Linked DNA regions of Homo sapiens: all the other regions are linked to region 2. Evidence: chromatin loops called from intact Hi-C (ENCODE). Cell type or tissue: mammary epithelial cell. All regions are shown on one strand. Region 1 overlaps MAP3K20 (mitogen-activated protein kinase kinase kinase 20). Region 2 overlaps RAPGEF4 (Rap guanine nucleotide exchange factor 4). Region 3 overlaps MAP3K20 (mitogen-activated protein kinase kinase kinase 20).

Region 1 (2,500 bases), 97 kb after region 2:
TTCTGGGTGATGCTGTGTACTGTGAAGCATGTTGAGATTTAGGAACTGAGTGGTTATGAGAGATCTTGAGGAGAATGAGCATCCCCTTATAAAGACATCTACTCCAGGTGAGGCTACTCAGCAAAAGTTTTCCAGAAAAAGAAAGCTAGTCTCTTGAGACATAAGAGGGCAAGCAACTTCCATGGTCAAGGGAACCTCAGAGTTTCTTTGGGGCTTGAAATTGTTTGTTTCATCTTGAATTCAACCAGATGTTCCCCTTTCCAGGTTTCAGGTCCCATTCTTTTTTAATCAGTACCCTAACTTTCACATGAGAGACTGTGGTTGTAAATTCAACTGATGTTGTAATTCAGCAACACACCCAGTACATTTTTTTTTTTATTTCTGGAAATAGTAGCTCTATGACTACAGGAAATAAAATATTTTTTTAGAGCTAGTGTGGAAGCTCTCTGGTTCTTAGACTTGGGCTGGGGGTTAAAAACACCTCAACTTATTTTCTTTTGGTAGATGCTTCATTGCACTCAAAAGAATTCATTGTACCCTACAATCTTTATATTCATCATTACTGCCATAGCAGTCAAGGACAGCAGCCTCTTTGACTCCCAGACCTTGTTTCTGTTGGCACTTCATTGCAGTTAATCACAGGTGATAGCTTAGTTAATTTTGATGGGACTTTATGCCATGGATTACCAGCATCCCATATCCCATTGACAAGGATTGGTGCTGTCCTCCAGTCAAAGCTCATGACCATACTAATCCCAAAGTTCTATTAATATTTTTGAGGGTCTGTAACCAGGAACCACACTTGGTACCAACTCTGTATTAGAGTTCATTTAGGAAAATTAGTATAGAGAACTGTTGCCTAGTAAAAGGTGGTTGACTACTGAATGGGGTAAAAGAGACTCTAAAGTATATGGGGATAGCAAAGGCAGAGAACAGCTACTAGCTCCAGGCCTGATGAAGTGCATCCAAGGAAGGAGCAGATTGGAAGAGGGCCTGCTCCCCGGGCTGTGACTGAGACCTCATTGGAAAGGCTGCAGCTGCAAATGGATGATGGGGCGGTGGGGGTTGGTTGGGGTTCCATGGGTGGGAGCTGGTTCACAAGAAGCCACCTACTAGGGTGCTGGTGAGGCTTGATGTAGTGCCGCAGGTTGGAATTGTTCCATGAAAAGTTCTGGGTTGCCTGTGGCCAGAGCTGGTGAGCAGGAAACTGCCCATTAGGGTGTGACATGCCAGAACTTGTTCACAGGAATCCAGCTGCTGGGGTGTCCAGGAAACTTGCTGAAGGGTGAGCTCAACTGGATCTCCTGCACTCTGCTGGCAGCCAGACTGTCAAGAGGAAGAAAAAGCAGCAACAAACAAGAAAGATGCTCCTTCCTCTGCTACGACCCTTCCATGCCTCTATTAAGAAAGCTTAAAGTTGCAACAACTGGTTGGGCATGGTGGCTCACACTTGTAATTCCAGCACTTTGGGAGTCTGAGGCAGGAGGATCACTTGATCCCAGGAGTTCCAGGCTATAGTGAGCTATGATTGCACCATTGCACTCCAGCCTGGGGGACAGTGAGACCCTGTCTCTAAAGAAAATAAAGAAAAGGAAAATAAAAATTTTACCAACTGACAAAAGAGAGATGTTTTTACAGGGTCCAGCTCAAGTACCACATAGGAGGGTAAGGTGTGGATGTGGAACTGAGAGGCAGTTAATCCACAACTTGCACATTTTATAGAGTACTAGTCATTCTGAGAAGGAATGGGTATACCATTTTGTCTTCCCTATTTTAAGGAAGATAGGTATGTTGAATCCACCATTAAATATATCCCTTATAGAATCTCTTATCTTCTAAAAGAAAGCACTTTAACTATGTAATATGTTCTTGTGTACGTATTTCAGTCTTCAGAGCATTACTGTATATCAGTGAATCCTGGACTACACCTAAAGAATGTATATTGTTTTACAGCTTTTTAGCTTGGTGAGCAGGCTCATCACAGCAAAATAAGGATCTCAGATTATCCTTAGAGCAACCTTACTTACTTGTGTTTTTCTGCTTAGCAGTCTCCACCTCACAGTTTGAAAATAGGAAGTGAAGTTAAATGTTAGATGTGTTTTTTTTTTAAATAAAACTTTACTTTATTGAATGTACTAGCATTTCTTGTCAAACACTAAAAATGTCAGTACCCTGGGGATTGGAAGGGAAGATAAATTTTATTCCTGAGAAGAGTTTTCTCAGTAGGCTTTCTTTTCTTTATTTCCTTTTATTTATTTATTTATTTCTGAGATGGAGTCTTGCTCTGTCGCCCAGGCTGGAGTGCAGTGGCGCGATCTCAGCTCACTGCAAGCTCCGCCTCCTGGGTTCATGCCATTCTCCTGCCTCAGTCTCCTGAGTAGCTGGGACTAAAGATGCCTGCCACCACGCCCGGCTAATTTTTTGTATTTTTAGTAGAGATGGGGTTTCACTGTGTTAGCCAGGATGGTCTCGATCTCCTGACCTCATGATCCACCTGCCT
Region 2 (2,500 bases):
TTTCCAGGGACCTCCCAGGCCTGAGTGTGAGAGAAGAGAACCTCTGCAGGTCACTCTTCACTGAATCTTATTTGCCGCGGTTCACATTTTTCAGTCAGTGGAATTGATGGTAATGATGATTGGTGACTTACAGACGACACTAAAGCAACTAGCGTTGCGAGCAGAGGCATCTCTCCTCAGAGTTTCCAGATATTCCTGAAAGCGTCCATCTCCAGAATCCTTTCCCCTCAGAAACTCCTGAAAGCTTTTAGTGCTAAATACTTGTCTGTGTTGAGTTTCTGATATGTTTTTGCATTATTATTCATAGACTCCCTTACCAGAACAGGAAGGCCCAACTGTTGGAACAGTGGGAACTTTTGAACTGATGAGCTCCAAAGATTTAGCATACCAGATGACAATTTATGATTGGGAACTCTTCAACTGCGTGCATGAGGTAAGATGCAGGATCAGATGTGTTAGTAGCTGAGATAGCAAGGATAAAGGCTGCTGGCATTGCTTAGTTTGTAAGTGCTAATATGTGCTACAATATGGAAACCACATGACCATTTTTTTGCATACTGAGCTTATAAATAAAGCATGCTATAAAGCCTTTGAGTATTAAAGAAAAATCTTTACAGTATGCCGTGTCTTCCTGTGTATATTAAGCCAGTAAAACCTAGTTTATATTTATATATTTAACAAACCTCATGGAAGCCCTTCAAGTCTGATTGACTTCACATTTGCTGACCAGTAAAACACTGTCTTGACAAATAGAGAAACCTGCTGGTGTTTTGATTTAAAAAAAAATAAGCAAAATTGTTTTCCTTTATTTTCTAGCTGGAGCTAATCTATCACACATTTGGAAGGCATAATTTTAAAAAGACCACAGCAAACTTGGATTTGTTCCTGAGGAGATTTAATGAAATTCAGTTTTGGGTCGTCACTGAGATCTGCCTTTGTTCTCAGCTCAGCAAGCGTGTTCAGCTATTAAAAAAATTTATTAAGATAGCAGCCCAGTAAGTATATTTAGCTTGGAAAGAGAAAAAAAAATGTTGAGCTGTGTTTTCATTTTGTTTTCTTAGACTACACCTTAAAAAGAAAAGCAGGATCTAGGAACTGCTAGAGGGCCAAACACAGGGTCTTAGGAATAACCAAACTCTTGTAATGGATCTCTCCTATATTTTGTAGCATTTAACATCAATAGATAAATTAACTTCTTTACAGCACTGATGCTGGAGTCGAAGTTGTGACCTCTCTTTGCTCTTTGCTTTCTACTCAGACGGTTTTGCCTCCTTTAGTTTAAAATTCCTTCCGTAAACCAAGTTCCCTTATACTTCGAAAGTTCAGTTGAAAAGATCTTGAAGTCAATGTCCAGCATGACACATTCTCACCAGTAGAGGGCAGTGCAGCATGCATGTACAGCAGCACATCCAGCCCAGACAGAATTAAATCGGTAAAATGCATGCGAGCTAACCTGGTACATGAAAATCATCACTACAAACATCAGAAAAAGAAGCATCTATCTTATAAATATTCTATTAAACAGCACTTCATGGGAAACAATTTTTTTACTACAGGGGCCAGTTAGAGTTCTCCCTGACATGAATTTAATCTTCTCCTGCTATTTAGATATGCCTGACAACCTCCTGTTTACTTCCATGTTTTTGGTATCACCACAGTGCTAAAAATAAAATGCTAAATGTGGCCTATGGCTGTGAGACTTCTTTCCTTTCTAAATGCAGGGAGCTCTAGCACACAGGAAGGCTGAGAGCACAAGTGACCCCAGCTAGACAATTTTCTTGACCCAAAATCAAACATGGAGTTTGATTTCCTGGGCTAAACAAAGAAGTAAAGGCTGCTTGACATTTTATAGATATCAGTTTGCCAGATGCCTGGAATTATTTGCCAACAACTTGAGGGTTCAATAGAATACCAAATCCCTTGGATTCAAAAGCTGCTATCTGTTAATATGGCAAAGCTGGCTATTTTAAGAAAGGCTTGGTAAAATGGTGCCTGTGAATTTCTGGTTCAGAGTATAGCCACTTCCCTGGTAGTCTGCACAGCCTTATGGCAAGGGACAAATGCCTTCACATATTTGGAATGAGCTGATTATGGAAACTATGACAAGATGTGCTTTCCCGTTAGAAGAAGCACACTCTCTCTCTTCACCTTAGCCTGGCAGTGCCCAATGCAACAAGAAGAGAGAGGCAATCTGCACACAAATGTGGGAAGCCAGAAAATCTTTTGGGGCCTGATCCTGTTATTTTACAGAGGCAACATGGGAGAGCCTTTCAGAACACCCAGGACTTTTTTTTATATATATATATTTTTGCTTTTCTTATCCCTCTCCCTTCTGTTTAGGTGAATGAGTAGGTGGACTTGGCCTTCAGTATAAATTAGTTTATGTTATTTAACCATTATTAAGCCCTGTGCTACATTTGCCGTCCTGTAGAGAAGCTATTTACACAGCCCAGCTGAAGAAGACTGTAGACTTTTTAAATCCGAGATCTACAAGAATGAG
Region 3 (2,500 bases), 130 kb after region 2:
ACTAGGCAAGTAAGCTTGAGAAAATCAAATCAAAGACCCAATTTTCTCAACACTTAAATACAATACAATATCTCATTTTTGAGAGTCAAGTAAGATAAATGCTTTGGAAATGTCAAAGTGCTATATTTAGGTAAAAACATAAGTAAACAAGGACAGTCGAATATAATAACTACATGAGGCTAATTAAAACAAGCAAAATATGTAAATGGAATCCATTGATGGAAGACATAGGAATTTACTCATAAGCTTGACTTGCTTCTGAATGATCATTGATTATAAAGGAAGGAGAAAGATGTCAGAGAAAGGACTTAGCATTGGTGGAGCAACCTGGCATTTGCTGGGCACTGGAGTAGGATTACTGTCTGCCTTTTACAGATGAGAAAACTGAGTCTCAGGTTAAATAACTTCCTCAAAGTCACCTCACTGGTAAGTGGCAGAGCCAACGTTGTAATGAAGCCTATGTGACTCCAGAGGCTGTCCTAATACAACATGGTTAATTACCTCCAATCCATTTGTCACATATTTATTGAGCACCTACTCTGTGTGCTGTTAATAATACATTAATTTTTTCACAAAAATGGATAGAAATGTAAAGCATGAAGGGATCTGAATGACAATTTTGTGCAATCAAGTCATTTTGTAGGAAGGAAAAAAGGCCCAGAGTGACCAGGTCGCTTTAGGGCCATCCATTTTGGAACAGAATTAAATTTTTACTCACCTAGTCCAATGTTTGATTAAGTTATATTGCTATTCAATTTCGTAGATGCCTAATCCTTCATTAGTTCCAATTTGAAGCCTTGTTTGGGGATTTTCTTTGGGGATAATTTCCGTATGATTGCTTCGACCAAGTTGCATAAGTTGTTTGACAGAAAGCCGACTGAATTCTTGTCTGTGTTTTTGTCACCCAAACTGAGTACGGGTTGTTTCAATGTATTTTACTCTTTCTTTCTTTCCTTTCCTTCCTTTCCTTTTCTTTTCTTTCCTTCCTTCCTTCTTTTTTTTTTTTCCTGGATCTTTGTTGCCCAGGCTGGAGTGCAGTGGCACGGTCTCAGCTCACTGCAGCCTGGACCTCCTAGGTGCAAGTGATCCTCCCACCTCAGTCTCCTGAGTAGCTGGGACTACAGGCACATGCCACTACGCCTGGCTAATTTCTGCATTTTTTGTAGAGATAGGGTCTCACTATGTTGCCCAGACTGGTCTTGAACTCCTGAGCTCAAGTTATCTGCCTGCCTTGGCCTCCCAAAGTGCTGGGACTGCAGAGGTGAGCCACCACACCTGGCCTTACTTTTTCATGTTATCAGTGACATTCTGGTGTGAACACCAAGAATGTAAAATCTCTTTGCCTTTTTGTGATTTGGAAATAGCTCTTGAATCCCTGGTCTTAAATCTTCACTCTGTTTCATCCAGTTTTTGCCACCCTCCTATCCTGCCAGGTGAGTCTGCCCTTAGTTGGGTATGTACTTAACTAGAGAGCAGCTCTAGATCCCTGGAGGGAAGCCCAGGCTCCTCCCAAGTGACTGCACACAGTGAGTCGGCTGCATCACACCAGGAATACCATTGAGCAATAGGAGACTTCCCAGCACTGGTGACTCCATCTCAGTTGCTTAAGAAGAGTGGGGAAATGACTGGTGTATTTTTTTTTTCATAGCATTTGTAACTGTTTTTCTTCCAAAGAAAAGTCTTCATGATGTCAAACATCATTCAGAATATAGGATGTATTCTATTATGGGTTTGAATTCAGTTCATTTATCCTTCTTTATTGCCCTGAATACTAAAGAGCATCATTTGAAAAAGAACCTATGGAATTGTGAAGTTTGCTGCTTTTTATGTGACTGTGACTGAATGGGTCTTGTTAAGCCCAAAGTGACTCAAAGGGCATGACCTGTGTATAACTCTCTGGTGATTATATACAGGATTGAAAATCCTCCAAGCCTGCTTTTAAAGTTGTAGCACAGCAGTTTTAGACATAGAAAGGCTGGTTTTCCATCTTGTCATACAGGTAAGAATGAAGTTTTTTATTTTTATTTAAAAAAAGCCCTGGTTATGATACTCTTGGGGTAAAAATGCACTGAATTAAGCAGCATTTTGTTTTGTTTTTGACTCAGTCAAGATCCTGGGATCATGAACCTTTTATACTTTTGATAACTGAGATTGAAAACTCTCCTTCGTTTTCTTTATAATCAGAGCCTGAAACAATTAGCAGGCAAGGGAAGTTCTCCCTACATCTTTCCTGAAAGATCTAGCTGTTTTGACGTTATAGATTTGTAAATACTGTTTTAGGAGTTTCTAAATCAATAATTTCTCCTTGCGTTCACATTCTGCTGCCAAGTACAATAGTTCTGGACTCTGTAGTGATAAAGATAAGAGGTATGCTGCACTGAGGAGACCCTGGTTCTTTTGTTGTGGATATTTATGATACTGGCCCTGGCCTAGGAATGGAGCTTGTGTGCAATGTGGCCCCACTACTGAGTACCAGGGGTCCATCTGTCAGCACACAGCA

Evidence for each region. A loop is a pair of places that touch in the nucleus more often than their neighbours do. Peaks named below come from ENCODE experiments on the same cell type or tissue, not always from the same donor. Only the 100,000 strongest peaks of a DNase experiment are listed, where the experiment ranks them.
Region 1: it touches region 2 in a loop (10-fold over the local background); 2 of 110 quality-filtered maps call a loop at or near these places.
Region 3: a loop joins it to region 2, with 6 times the contacts of the local background. A loop is called at or near these places in 3 of 110 quality-filtered maps.

What each region holds. Positions count from the first base shown.
Region 1 is chr2:173,123,413-173,125,912 of GRCh38, forward strand. All of the region lies in intron 2 of MAP3K20 (mitogen-activated protein kinase kinase kinase 20), which reads left to right. Among named protein-coding and RNA genes, the nearest start is that of MAP3K20, 49 kb to the left of the region's middle. In mammary epithelial cell, a CTCF peak has its summit at 1,318; a DNase peak (open chromatin) is centred at 1,229; H3K27ac peaks cover 2,034 bases.
Region 2 is chr2:173,026,265-173,028,764 of GRCh38, forward strand. RAPGEF4 (Rap guanine nucleotide exchange factor 4) reads left to right here. Exons shown (of 31, transcript NM_007023.4): 24 at 308-433; 25 at 817-995. Among named protein-coding and RNA genes, the nearest start is that of MAP3K20, 48 kb to the right of the region's middle. In mammary epithelial cell, a CTCF peak has its summit at 1,376 (motif pointing right); a DNase peak (open chromatin) is centred at 1,387; H3K27ac peaks cover 648 bases.
Region 3 is chr2:173,158,409-173,160,908 of GRCh38, forward strand. All of the region lies in intron 2 of MAP3K20 (mitogen-activated protein kinase kinase kinase 20), which reads left to right. Among named protein-coding and RNA genes, the nearest start is that of MAP3K20, 84 kb to the left of the region's middle. In mammary epithelial cell, no CTCF peak of the experiment used is centred here; a DNase peak (open chromatin) is centred at 1,533; H3K27ac peaks cover 2,332 bases.